Linked DNA regions of Homo sapiens: region 2 is linked to region 1. The links are chromatin contacts, found by Hi-C or POLR2A ChIA-PET in ENCODE. All regions are on one chromosome and are shown on one strand. The core of a region is the stretch at or near the end of the contact, and the rest is flanking DNA. Distances in the headings are between cores, read along the strand shown. Region 1 overlaps SHOX2 (SHOX homeobox 2). Region 2 holds the start of CCNL1 (cyclin L1).

Evidence for each region. A loop is a pair of places that touch in the nucleus more often than their neighbours do. ChIA-PET counts read pairs that join two places held with the same protein, here RNA polymerase II (POLR2A). Pooled maps may share reads with other maps.
Region 2: a map with no recorded cell type shows a loop between it and region 1 (4-fold over the local background). The contact joins the promoter of CCNL1 here to the enhancer-like site in region 1. A Hi-C loop is called at or near these places in 5 of 168 maps with a recorded cell type or tissue (CD4-positive, alpha-beta memory T cell, ascending aorta, gastrocnemius medialis and 1 more), 2 of 37 single-sample maps with no recorded cell type and 14 of 50 pooled maps. POLR2A ChIA-PET finds 5 or more read pairs at or near these places in 2 of 52 experiments (CD8-positive, alpha-beta T cell and PC-9).

The regions. Positions count from the first base shown.
Region 1 is chr3:158,095,098-158,100,978 of GRCh38, forward strand. It overlaps SHOX2 (SHOX homeobox 2), which reads right to left. Exons shown (of 5, transcript NM_001163678.2): 3 at 5,157-5,214; 4 at 4,763-4,851; 5 at 808-3,187. The coding sequence ends at 2,930. Among named protein-coding and RNA genes, the nearest start is that of SHOX2, 8.4 kb to the right of the region's middle. RefSeq lists an enhancer at 2,901-3,070. Within about 2 kb of position 2,899, at least 3 of the 41 ENCODE cell types and tissues checked have a DNase peak (open chromatin) inside an H3K27ac peak, as active enhancers do.
Region 2 is chr3:157,156,056-157,161,666 of GRCh38, forward strand. CCNL1 (cyclin L1) reads right to left here and starts at 4,092. Exons shown (of 11, transcript NM_020307.4): 1 at 3,737-4,092; 2 at 3,350-3,424; 3 at 2,811-2,920. The coding sequence starts at 4,039. RefSeq lists enhancers at 3,304-3,373, 4,007-4,736, 4,824-4,873, 4,894-4,953 and a silencer at 3,514-3,723.

The DNA.
Region 1 (5,881 bases), core at 1,649-4,148:
GGAACACTGCTGGAGGATGTGGGGCTTTGGCAGGGGTTTTACGCACCCTCCAGCACGAGGGTGGGGGGTCCCAGGGGACGCTCAGGACTCTTTCAGTCTTTGCGGAAGGTCCCGTCATCACAAGAGCCCGCGCGGGAAGGAAAGTTCCTGCCTTGGACATGGTCAGGGCCGAGTCTTCAAAGTCTCCAACTATCCCCACACAGGCAGCACCTTTGGGCTTTACTAGTGGGATTTCTTCCAGAAGGGGGCCACGACATGGGGAGAGAGAGCTCCTCATTATTTTCAAGGCCAGGCTTTTCCTAAACCCGATTCTGGCTTCCACCTTCTAAATTTAACCAATGAAGAAGCTGCTTCAGCCAACCCTAAACAGGAGTGTCAGATGGGGAATCCTCCCTCCACAGTGCCCTGGCCTGCCCGCCTTTGCGGCTCTTTTCCCGCTCCGAAGTCAGCACCTGCCCCGCTCCAGAGAGGGTCAACGAACTGGGACTGATTGTCGATTATGCCATACCAAACCCAGGTTGATTTCGCTCCGCAGGATCCCTCCTTCCTTCCTCCCAAAAGTGTCCCCAGATAAAGACTGGAATTATAGCAAAACGAATAACGAGAGTCCATCTTGGGGAAGGAAGTTACTCTATCCTATGTTATTTTACTTCTTATCTGTTCTTTCATTAATTTGGTATAACCCTGTTTCTATGCTGGGTGGATAAAATGGAGGGGGCCGGCGGAAATGCGCTCAGCGCTAACGACAGCCACAGAGCCACCCTTCTTACTGCCCCTTGACTGCGGCACGTAAGAGCAGAGGCAAGCGCTTTTCCAAGTTGGTATATTCGAGAGAGTGATACGCATTAATCAAAAGGGAAAGACTATCCCGGATATTTTAATAGTAACAGGAACAAAGATGACTCGAACCCCATCAAATGAAACGATATTTTCATTCAATTGATCGCAAAGTGTCTTCAATTAATAACTTGGCACTTATTTAAAAGGTTTAACAGAATTGGAGGCGACACATTTTGTACTGACAACACGTCATGAGATAACATCTTTTGTTTAAAATAACTTAATACACTAGAAAAAAATATGTCAAATATAAATAATTTTGTTTTCATGGAGAACAAATAGTTACAAAGCTCAACCGCATACCAAAGTTCAGTTAGAAGAGCTTTTCCTCTTTCTTGTAAATTAGAAGGTAAAACAAAAACAAAAACAAAACCCCACAAACTTAGGCTTGCTAGCGAATTGGGATACAGACTGGCTTAGTCCAAGGTATCCCAGTTTAAATAGCTACATGAATTGAAACAAACAACCAAAAGAAAAAAAAAAACAAAAAAGAAACAAACAAACAAAAAAAAAAGGTTACTTGAATAGATACACCTTTGTGAGATAAAATGCAAATGTTGAAAGTCAGTCCACACATTATAGTCAAAATAAACTTTGTTCGTGTGTATCAACATATCTTACACAAACCTAGTGCCTGTATCTAGCTGGGTGTTATTTAAGGTGAATTTGACGGGATAGAGAGGGGGAAATAAACCACTGTCTTCAAATAGGACTTCAGGAAACCAACAAGAAGGAACACAAGAAAAGGGGAATGGTGGGAACTAATACTGATTGAGCGCCTACTGTGTCTGGCACAGCGAGGCGCTGTACCTTCATTATTTCATTTGGTGGTCTTGTTTTCTTTTTCCTTTCCCCACATATTCTGCCCACCTCTGTCTTCTTAGGACAATGAGTGTAATTTTTTCCCTTTCTGACTTTTTTCTTTTGTTCCCCAGGATCAAAGACAGGGCAAATATATATATATATATATATATATATATATATATATATATATGGCAAATATATGATATATATATATGGATATATATATATCAATTTCCAGATACTTTTGGTATTGTTTTTCATAGTGAAGATGAAAATGGAGTGAGTGCATGGGAGATAAGGGGGTGGGAGGAGACACACCATCAATGGAATACAAGTAACATGCAAACCGGAATTTACTGTCAGCAGTCCAGACAGTTTTGCCATAATAATTTCTCAGAGAAATCATTGTCTGTGGCATTTTTTTGTGTTAATATTATTTTTCTCTCTCCTCGTTTTAATATTTTCTCTTTTCTTGCTCTTCCATACATGGTGGGTTTAAACTCAAAGCATCTGATTCAACGTAAAAGGAGGCCCGCCTCTCTCATCAAATTTCTCGTGTTAACGTGAACTTCGCAGAAAAAGGTCAGTTTCAAAACCTGTGAACTTCCCAGCTGCGCACTTTTTTCATCTTAGTTTTTTAAATAAGTATACCTCTTCTTTCTGCTTTGCCTTCTTAGCGCATTTTTAAAAACACACATTTAAGTTGGTAACTCCCCCCAGTCTCTCGAGAATCGTCTGGGTTGTTTTTCCATATTTTTAAATGTATAAAATACTTTAATTTTAAAATTTGTTTTTGCTCCTTGGTTCTCCAATTTCAGCTTCTGCCAAATAGCAGTTAAGAAATAAGTTCCCTTCCTCTTTTTCTCTCCCGTTTGTCTTTCGATTTTTTTGTTTGCTCATTTTTTCATTGTTAACAAGATTTTTTTTTCTATGCAAGAGTCCATCGTTGCAGCTTTGCGGTGAGCCAAACTCCGCGGTTCCAGCACTCCCCTGTCCAGTCTCTCTCCAGACTCCCCCAAACCCGCTCCTACAAAACCCAATTCTAGGCCCTCGAGTAGGAAAACGGGCAGGAGCCACGGAGCCTGCGTGCCTCGTGAGATCCCTGGTCCTGCGTGGAGTCTGGCTTTCCGAGTCCAAGATGCGATAGGGGACGAGGGATGGTCAGTGAGGCGGGAAGAGGGCCGGCTCCCGAGGTCTCAAAGGGGTAACGGAGAAGCAGCGGGGCGCGGAGGGCGTGCAGGCTGAGTGCCGCGGGACAGGCGCGACATTGGTGCTGGCGTTGGCGTCACAGACCCAGGGCTGCGGCGTGCTTTTTGGCTTTCAGTCTGAGATCGGCGATGCTGGAGTTCTTGCTGGTGGTCTTGGCGGCTGCTGCGGCCGCCACTACCGAGGCGGCGGAAGCCGAATCCGCGGCCAGCGTGGCGAGCGGCAGTCCGAAGGGCGGTGCTGGGAACATCATGTAGGGCGCGTGCGCGGCCAGGTGCGGATGCAGGTGGTGGTGCGCGTGCGCCACAGCGCTGTCCAGCTGCAGCTGCGCCTGAACCTGAAAGGACAAGGGCGTCACGTTGCAATGACTATCCTAGGGTGACAACAGAATAGAAACAGAGCATTAACGGCGTCCAGCTTGGCCAGAGAGAGAGTTGGGTTGTGTTTGGGCACGGGGAGAGGGCATTTGGCTGTGCATCTTGTTCCGACAGTGACCTTCTCAGCCTGTTGCTGAATCTGGGGTTCCACATGGATACTCCAGTGTCCCCTGGGTCTCCGAAACTCGCTTAGGGTAGGCTTATTTCCCCGGACCCCGGGAACCCCCTTCTGCAGGAATGTGGCCGTCTCCCCTGGGAACTGGGCTGAAATGGTATATTGGAAAGACTGCGGGTGAGGACCCTTACCCTCTTCTCTTGATGCTGCCATGCATCTCTTACCCCACTACCAAAACAACGGAGTATCAACAAGCAAACTACGCAACTTTTTAATGTCATTCAGGGAAGTTACTCCATCTTCACCACAATAGGCACAATTGTGAGTCGGTACTTCTAACCTTTATTGCCATAACAATTACCCAGGGATCTCGTTAAAATTCAGATTCTGATTCGCAAGGTCTAGGTTGGGGCCTGAGATTCTGAATTTCTAACAATCTCCCAGACGGTGTTGTTGCTGCTGGCCCAAAGATTACCTTTTGAGTAGTAAAGGTCTCCTTTTAAAGTCACCCCTCCCTCTTTCTTCAGTCATTCTCTCTTGTTTCCAAAGCCAAGCATCAGGATGCCAGAGTCCTGTGGCACCAAGAGAGCTAAGATCTCCCTAACACCGACTCTCAATTCATGGTCACACCTATCTGTCTCCCCGGTCCAAGTCACTGGAGACTGAGAGCTAATTCATGACATCACAGGCATGCCAAGCAGGGGTCCTGGCTGAGGATAGGGAAGGTCAGACACTGGTTGGGAAAGGATTTCGCCCTCAGGCTTGGAAAGTGGGGAGTTCAGAGCACTGGGATTTCCCAGGATTAAATCATTGCTGCAGGCTGTCCTTTTAAAATGTACTCTTAAAGGTTTCTTTATGGCTAAGGGATTGCAAAGGCAGGGCAGCCCTGGGAAGACCAAGACTTCTCTCTTTACCAGAGATGAAGCTTTGTTTGCAGAAACAGATTTAAAAACAAAAGAACGAAAAAACAAAAGTATGAGCTGGGAGTACTTGTGTTTATTTTTCTTCTGTCAGAGTTATTTAATGTGACTAAGAGGTAGAAAATACCTAGAAAAGTATCTAGAGGGTTGCCTTAGAAATACCTTAGGACTAACCTCTGTATTGGATTTGACAAAATCTTAATCAAAAGGCTTTTCCTTCCTCTCTCTCTAAGGGCAATCTTTAGTGTATTTTTAAAGGACCAGTTACTGCCCCCAGGCCCCTTCAGGGATTCCCATGAGGACAGAAGGGACTAGGCATTCAGGCCTTTAATACCGTATAGGTTTTTAAAGGGTAGTGGGTCCACTATATCATCTCAAAATGATTCTCCAACTATGCAGACATTGACATCTGGGCTCAGAGACAGGTGATGTTCAACAGTTCAAGCAAACATTCAGGTATTTTCATATTTAAAAACAGCTTGAAACTAGGCTGTACTTGCCTGCTGAAATGGCATCCTTAAAGCACCTACGTTGACATAAGGTGCGACTCTACAAGCTTCAAACTGGCTGGCGGCCCCTATGAGAACACCTGTAAAAAGTACAAGAGAAAAATAATGTGAGGTTAACGTTTGTAGCATTTTTCAGGGTTCCAAAGGGTACAAGACAGAACGAATTCCTTTGAAAATGGACTATTATCTTTCTAAACTGCATCCAAAATTTAAATAAATGTAACTTACTCCCAAACTTTAGGACTCCATTAACAGCCTTTGAAGATTATTAAGTCAAGAACTATTGTCATTTTTGAGGTTCCTTTTTTTCTGTCATTGTAATAGTAATATTCACTACTTCTCTCTTTGCTCAGACTATCAAATGTTCCTTGTATAAGAAGCATACCTTTATGGAGTTGATTTTCTTGTTTTCTACATTTAGCTCTTCGATTTTGAAACCAAACCTATAGGTTGGAGGGGGAAAAAAAATAAAACCTAGATGTTATGACTAAAAATTTTTTTAAATTACAAAAGTACAAAGAGAAAAGAGTCGTGGTTTAGACAAGAATTGGGAGATACAGCAAGCAATCTTTGAATTGTATAAAACAGCCTCAAATTCCAAAGTTAAACATGTAAATTAACTACAGAAATAGAAAGATAGATTTTATAGACTTTCACAAGATAGATTACTATTAGTCCTGATTTCATCTTTTCACATAACAGAGTCCCCATGGCCTAAAACTCTGCTTGGTACCTGATACCAACATGATAATGGTTTAGATATTTGCCCAGTTAAGACCTGAGAAGAATGTGTTCATTAATAGCCTGTAATGTTAATTAGCTTCATCTTAAAGAAAAACCAAACACCAGAGCAAATAATGACTCCTTTGCGGAGAAGGAGTTGTAAGGGTTGGGGAGAGGTAATTAGTGTCATAAAAGCCTCACTACAAAGAAGTTTAGAATTTCTCTGTTCTGCTGTGCAGCAGAGTGAAACACAGTAGCAGAATAATTGTGCACCATTATCATGATAATCTAATTTGCTTCTTTAGAAAAAGCCACTGTTTGCAGTTAGGATAGTAGGAAAACATCTAGAAAATAACTAAAATGTAAATAAAAGTATGAAACAACAAT
Region 2 (5,611 bases), core at 2,842-5,341, 940 kb before region 1:
ATTGACATATAACTCAACAACAACAAAAATTACAAAGTCCAAACATGGTTAGTTTCATTTATGTGTTACAAAGACTGAGAAATATTGGAACCAAGTCTTCAAGAGACTATAACAGATTGGTAGTTTACAAAGAGGCATACTGCCAAGCAATATACAAAAATTTGTAATGCCTACTTAAAAGTAGAAACATCCTTTATAGGTATTTAAACAAACTGAAGGCCACCTTGTAGAGCCACAGAATTATACTGTAGAAAGGTGGTAGACTAAATGACATCACTTAACACCCTTCCAATTCTTACCTATCCAACTTTTATTATCTATGGATACACTGAAAATACATTGTATTTACTAATGAGAATGGTTAAACCAGTCTTTGAAAATTTTAATACGCTGCATCTCAAAAGTAAATATTTGGAAACTAGAACAATGAAAAAGCAATCCCCCCTCTAAATTTAGCTGTTTATTGTCAACTTAAAAGATAATTATCGAACCACAAAAAACTGAAGGAGGAATAGGCCAAACAATCCAGGTTGGGGACTAAGCACTGGTACTTTTTAAAAAGCTCCTCTGCTAATTCTCAATGTGTAGCCAGGCTGAAGAGACCAATGACCTACAAGCAACATGAATAATGTATCTCCACTGTAATTGTCAAAGTCACACTACAATTTAAAGTTATGAATAAACTAGATTAAAACAAATAGCATCATTAAGACAAGTGATATGCTTTACCTAACCAATGTATAATACTGATAGTACTTTCTAATGACATTAACCTATGCAAAAATAAATACAAAGCTATAGTTCTAATAACTTGGACAGCAAAGACAAAAGCTTATAACAAGAAACAGGAGTTTTTCTAAATGGTTCACCAGTGGCCAACCTGTTAGTCCCCGATTCCAGTGACCTATTCTCAGAGCACTGGCTTCTCCTTGGGGATTTTCGATACTTCACTCACTGTTGCCATGACGACAGCTTCATCTCTATGTACCACTCCACATCACCCAGGCTTTGGTAAATGTAGCTGGTCGCTGTATAGTCGGTTGCAAGGGAAAAAAGAGTTGAAGTTAATAACATATACAAGTTACGTGCTTGAGTAAACTTGTAATATGCATAGAAACACTTTTACATCCTGCTTTAAAAAAAGGCTTCCATGCAATTAACAACTCCTTTTAAATTTTGCTATAATCAGACTTCTAAGATTGAAACAAAATCAGTTTCTCTGTAATAATGACCCAAAAAACAAAGTTACATCAGACACAACAATCAGGTGAGATTATATTATTTTAAATTCCATGGTTTTTACAGTTAAGACCTATTCTAACATCAACGAAGTAAACTAGTCTCACAGGAAAATTCCACAGAAGATAATCATGTGATTACATAATAGTTGGCTCAATGGTTCAAAGAATACTAGAAAACCATTTCCTTTAAGCAAAGAGAAACCTTTGACTAAAGATAGAGCCTTGTATTAGTGTCATTACTTTAAACATCCTGAAGAATCAGCCAGGTATCTAAATACAGATTTAACCTCAGACCATACCAAAGACCAATTTGAAATCTTCCCAATTCCCAGGGACTCATCAACAAACTAAAAGATATTTTAGAATTTAAAAAGTACTCTATCCCTGGACACAGTTAAGGTGAATGAGAAAAGATGGGGGAGAAAAAGTATGTAGGAAAACTGTTGCAGACTTTTTGACTAGGATACTCTTTTTTTAAAAAAGAACTGTCTGTAGACTCACAGAATAGACTAGTCATCTTAAAGTTGCTTTAATATTTGCTTGTCTGAATAGTTCCATTACTGCCAACTTACAGATTCAGCCAATAAGGACTACTCATATAGAATACTAACAGCACTAACCAACATACCCAACCCCCAGAACAACTTATAATCCTTTTAATAACTTCCTTTCAAACTCAGTACAATTTGTCTAACATCACTACAATTCCTTAAAGAGTGAATGCAAAAACTATTCTACACCAAATATATCATTCTGCAGCATGTACTGGAAGTCACCTGTAGATGCAGGAAGTCCTGCAACAAACTTTTTGGTACTGCCTCACAGGAACACATAGGTCCACATAAAATTATGTTACCACAACACCTAGGAGATACTATTTCAGTCTCTGTATTTTCTTACAACATCAAATAAATGGCCCTATCTAAATGCAACCCAATCAATCTTACTTGTTAATTTTCTAACCCACTCACTGAGACTGTATCTAACCAAAACAAAATACCTGTTTAATCCCTTTGACTTCAAACTTCAAACTTTATCATCCTGCAGTCCTTTCAGATCCGGTATTATTCGATTTATCGTAGTTCAATGTTGAGAAGTACTCTAACAAAAGCCAACCTCAATTGATAAAGAATTAACTGGGACTTCGAGTAGAAAAACATAATCTACACAGAACTTTGCCACAATATTAACTTAAACTACAGTGTTTAAACTTCCAGCCTTCAGTCTTCCAGAGAGGGGAGAGGAAAAATAACTTACAGAATACACTCACACTTGAGCCAAATGTACTCCCTTTCTTGTTTAATCTTAAGCCACAGGCCTGGCTTCACAGCACTGTTAGGATTGTCCATAAATGCAACTGCCTCTACAAACTTTAGATAACCGGTTAATTATGTTTCTTTTTTCAAATTATTTTAAGTATCAGTGTTCCTATATGAACTTTAACACCTAAATTAAAGTCCGTTTTCTTTTGCATCCGTATTCACTTGAAAGGAAAGATGTTTTGATTTGATGACTGGTGCACGGTACAGCAGTAGCAAGAGATACTATGTTCAATAATGCCAATCTTACCTTTTTCCTCTTAACTGGCGGAGGTGGTGGAATACATTAATCACATCTCTTATTCTTCTAGGTGCTTCTTCGATTTTTGATGCAAGATTAATACAAGCCATAGCAACAATCTGAAAGAACCCATGAGCCACAAAAGCCATTGTTAGATTAAACTCACTTTGAAGAATAAAATTTAGAACACAATTGGGACAACCTTTAGTAAAATTAGAGAAGACATCTCTATGCCGTAAGTCTACCAGCTATGCTAGTACTATACTTTTTGTTGTTTAACTCATCTTAATTTTGGTTCCAGAGTCAAACTCAATCTTACAGGAGTTCTGCATTTGGTTGAAAACTGTACTTTTCGTTAAGAGGGCACTTAGGCTCGTGATCGATTTTGAACCACATTCTAAAGGTTTCCACTTCCTGGCGAGTGAGAAGTAGGTACAAAGGCCTAAACTAAACCACTCCCTTTCTGGAAAAGCTGGCTGCTGACACTACCCCTACTCTGCCCATTTCCGGATGAAGAAATCCCTTTTACCCGCCTCCGCTGTGCTTACCTCGAAACTGTGTTTGACGAAAGATTTGGAGTAGAAAAAACGATGAAACAACACCTGCCCCGTTGCCATCGCCACCTGCAGACAAGAGAGGAGAACGGAAGCGCAGGGGTCAGGCGGGCCCGCTCCAGGCGCCGCCGCCATTTTGTGCCGCCGATCGCTTCCCTTTCCCCTCCCGCCGCCGCCGCCGCTGCGAACAGCCCGCTGCCAAGTCCTCCCTCCGCCTCCGCAGCCCCCCGCCCCGGCACGCCCCGGCCGCGGCTGGGCCCCGAACGGGAAAGCCTGAAGGAACCGTCCCCACCCTCCCGGGGCACGGTGATACTGAGATGCGGCGTAGGGGACGGAGGAGAGGAGAGGAGCGCCCGGCCGGCCCGGGGCCGGAGCACTGACCTGCGGCAGCCGGAGGAGAATGCCGGCGGCCTGGATGAGCTCGCAGCCCAGGATGCGTAAGTCCGTCTCACTGGGCAGGTCGAGCCCATCCTGCATGGATGGGGTGGGCGAGAGCCTCTCCTCCGGAATCAGAGAGTGGTCGATGGTAAGTGAAACTTCCGAGTACAGGCGATCGCCGATCAGGATCCCTCCCGTCGTGGTCGTCGTCGTGGTCGTCGTCCCGGAGCTGGAGCCGCCCGCGCTTGGGGCGGCCGATGAGGCGGCTGCGGCAGCAGTAGCTGTCGAATGAGGCCCGGACGCCATAGTCTTAGCGAGCCGCACGCAAGCCCAACGCAGCCGGAACCCGAAACAAGACTAACCAGCGTTCTCGGCGCGACGGATATTCCCGTGACCGCCGGGTTCTGGGCCGCTTCACGCCGCGTGCGCTTCCGCCCTGACGTCACCACGCCGGGCAGCCGCGCGCCAACTAGTCCCTCCAGGCCGCGCCTCCGCCCTCGGCATCTGGGCCTGCGAGGGGAGTGTTGGGTGCTGCGACAGACCTTGGGATCCTCAGAGGCTGAGGAGGCCTTCTCTAGCCAAGGCCGGTCGAAACCACCTTGTTTGTGATAGCCACACGAATAACGGAGCTTTACAAGATCCCTTATACCCAAAATAGAGGTGGCAGCATTGGCTAGCATCTCTGCGCCCCTTCGCCCTGCATTCCGGCCTCTTCCTTTAGCCTCGGCGCGGCTTGCGTTCCGCGTGTACCAAGGGAAGTGGCGGCCGACCTGAGCGCGCTTTGGCGGGTGGAAGTGGTGACTTTGTTGTCCTGTGTGGACGAATGTGTAATATAAAGTGACCCTCAAGGAATCTGGAGAGGGCTGCTTTACAGTATTTGAAGAACACAGGGCTGTGGACCCTATCGGTTCCCAAATGAAAGCTCCCCGGGGAGCGTGTTTTTGCCAGTATGGGGAAGTAGGGCGGAGGCATAGGAATGACCGCGAGAGTGGCTGCTTTCATAGCTCCGCTTGCGAAACTCCTGCCCGGCCTTTGACACCGCCACGGCTTTCAGTAATCTGGAAAATCCCTAGTTTCCAAAAATAGTCTTAGGGCGAGGACTTGACAGAGGTAATTTGATTATGCCTGGGAGTCTCTATTCATACATGGTTACCTACCGCGGGTAGGGTGAGGTCAACCTCGTGTTTTTTGTTTTTTTTCCTGTGATATTAGCTAGCAATTTCCAGCGTTTCCTGAACCTTGAAGTAAAAACAATGATACTGATCTAAACTACTAGAATCTAGGTTGGAAGGAAAGGAATGCATCACGTTTTACTCTTGACGCTCAGAAAGCGATACCCCAAAGACAGAGGCTTTAGAAGCTGCCTCATAATGCAGGTCCCCCAACCTTGACTTGTTGCTCCCACTTTTCCCAAGTGCAGGGAGGTACTCTCTGAAATTTCCTTTCCTGACTAGAGAAGCCTCTTTGTAGAAGAATCAATCGCATTCCTCCCCTCGCTGAAATCTCGTATCCTATTTCAAAAAGACTCAGAAATGCAGCCATTCCTGGAGGGACTTTTTCACAAGATTACTCAAAAGAAAATTATTTACTAATTTCTGTCCATTCATTGTTCCTAATAATCATTTGCTGCTCCTCAAAATAAATGTCTACATTTCTCATCTACCCTTTCCCCTATGAAAAAAAGATATAAAATCTTCTGTACTCCATTAAGCTACTGGGTAATCATCCTCCTGCTTTTACCCCGGTGTTATGTATCCCTTTTCTCCTGTTAATCGCCTGTTATCAGTTGATTTTTTTTTTCTTTTTTTTTAGATAGAGTCTCACTCTGTCGCCCAAGCTGAAGTGCAGTGGCGCGATCTCGGCTCACTGCAGCCTCCG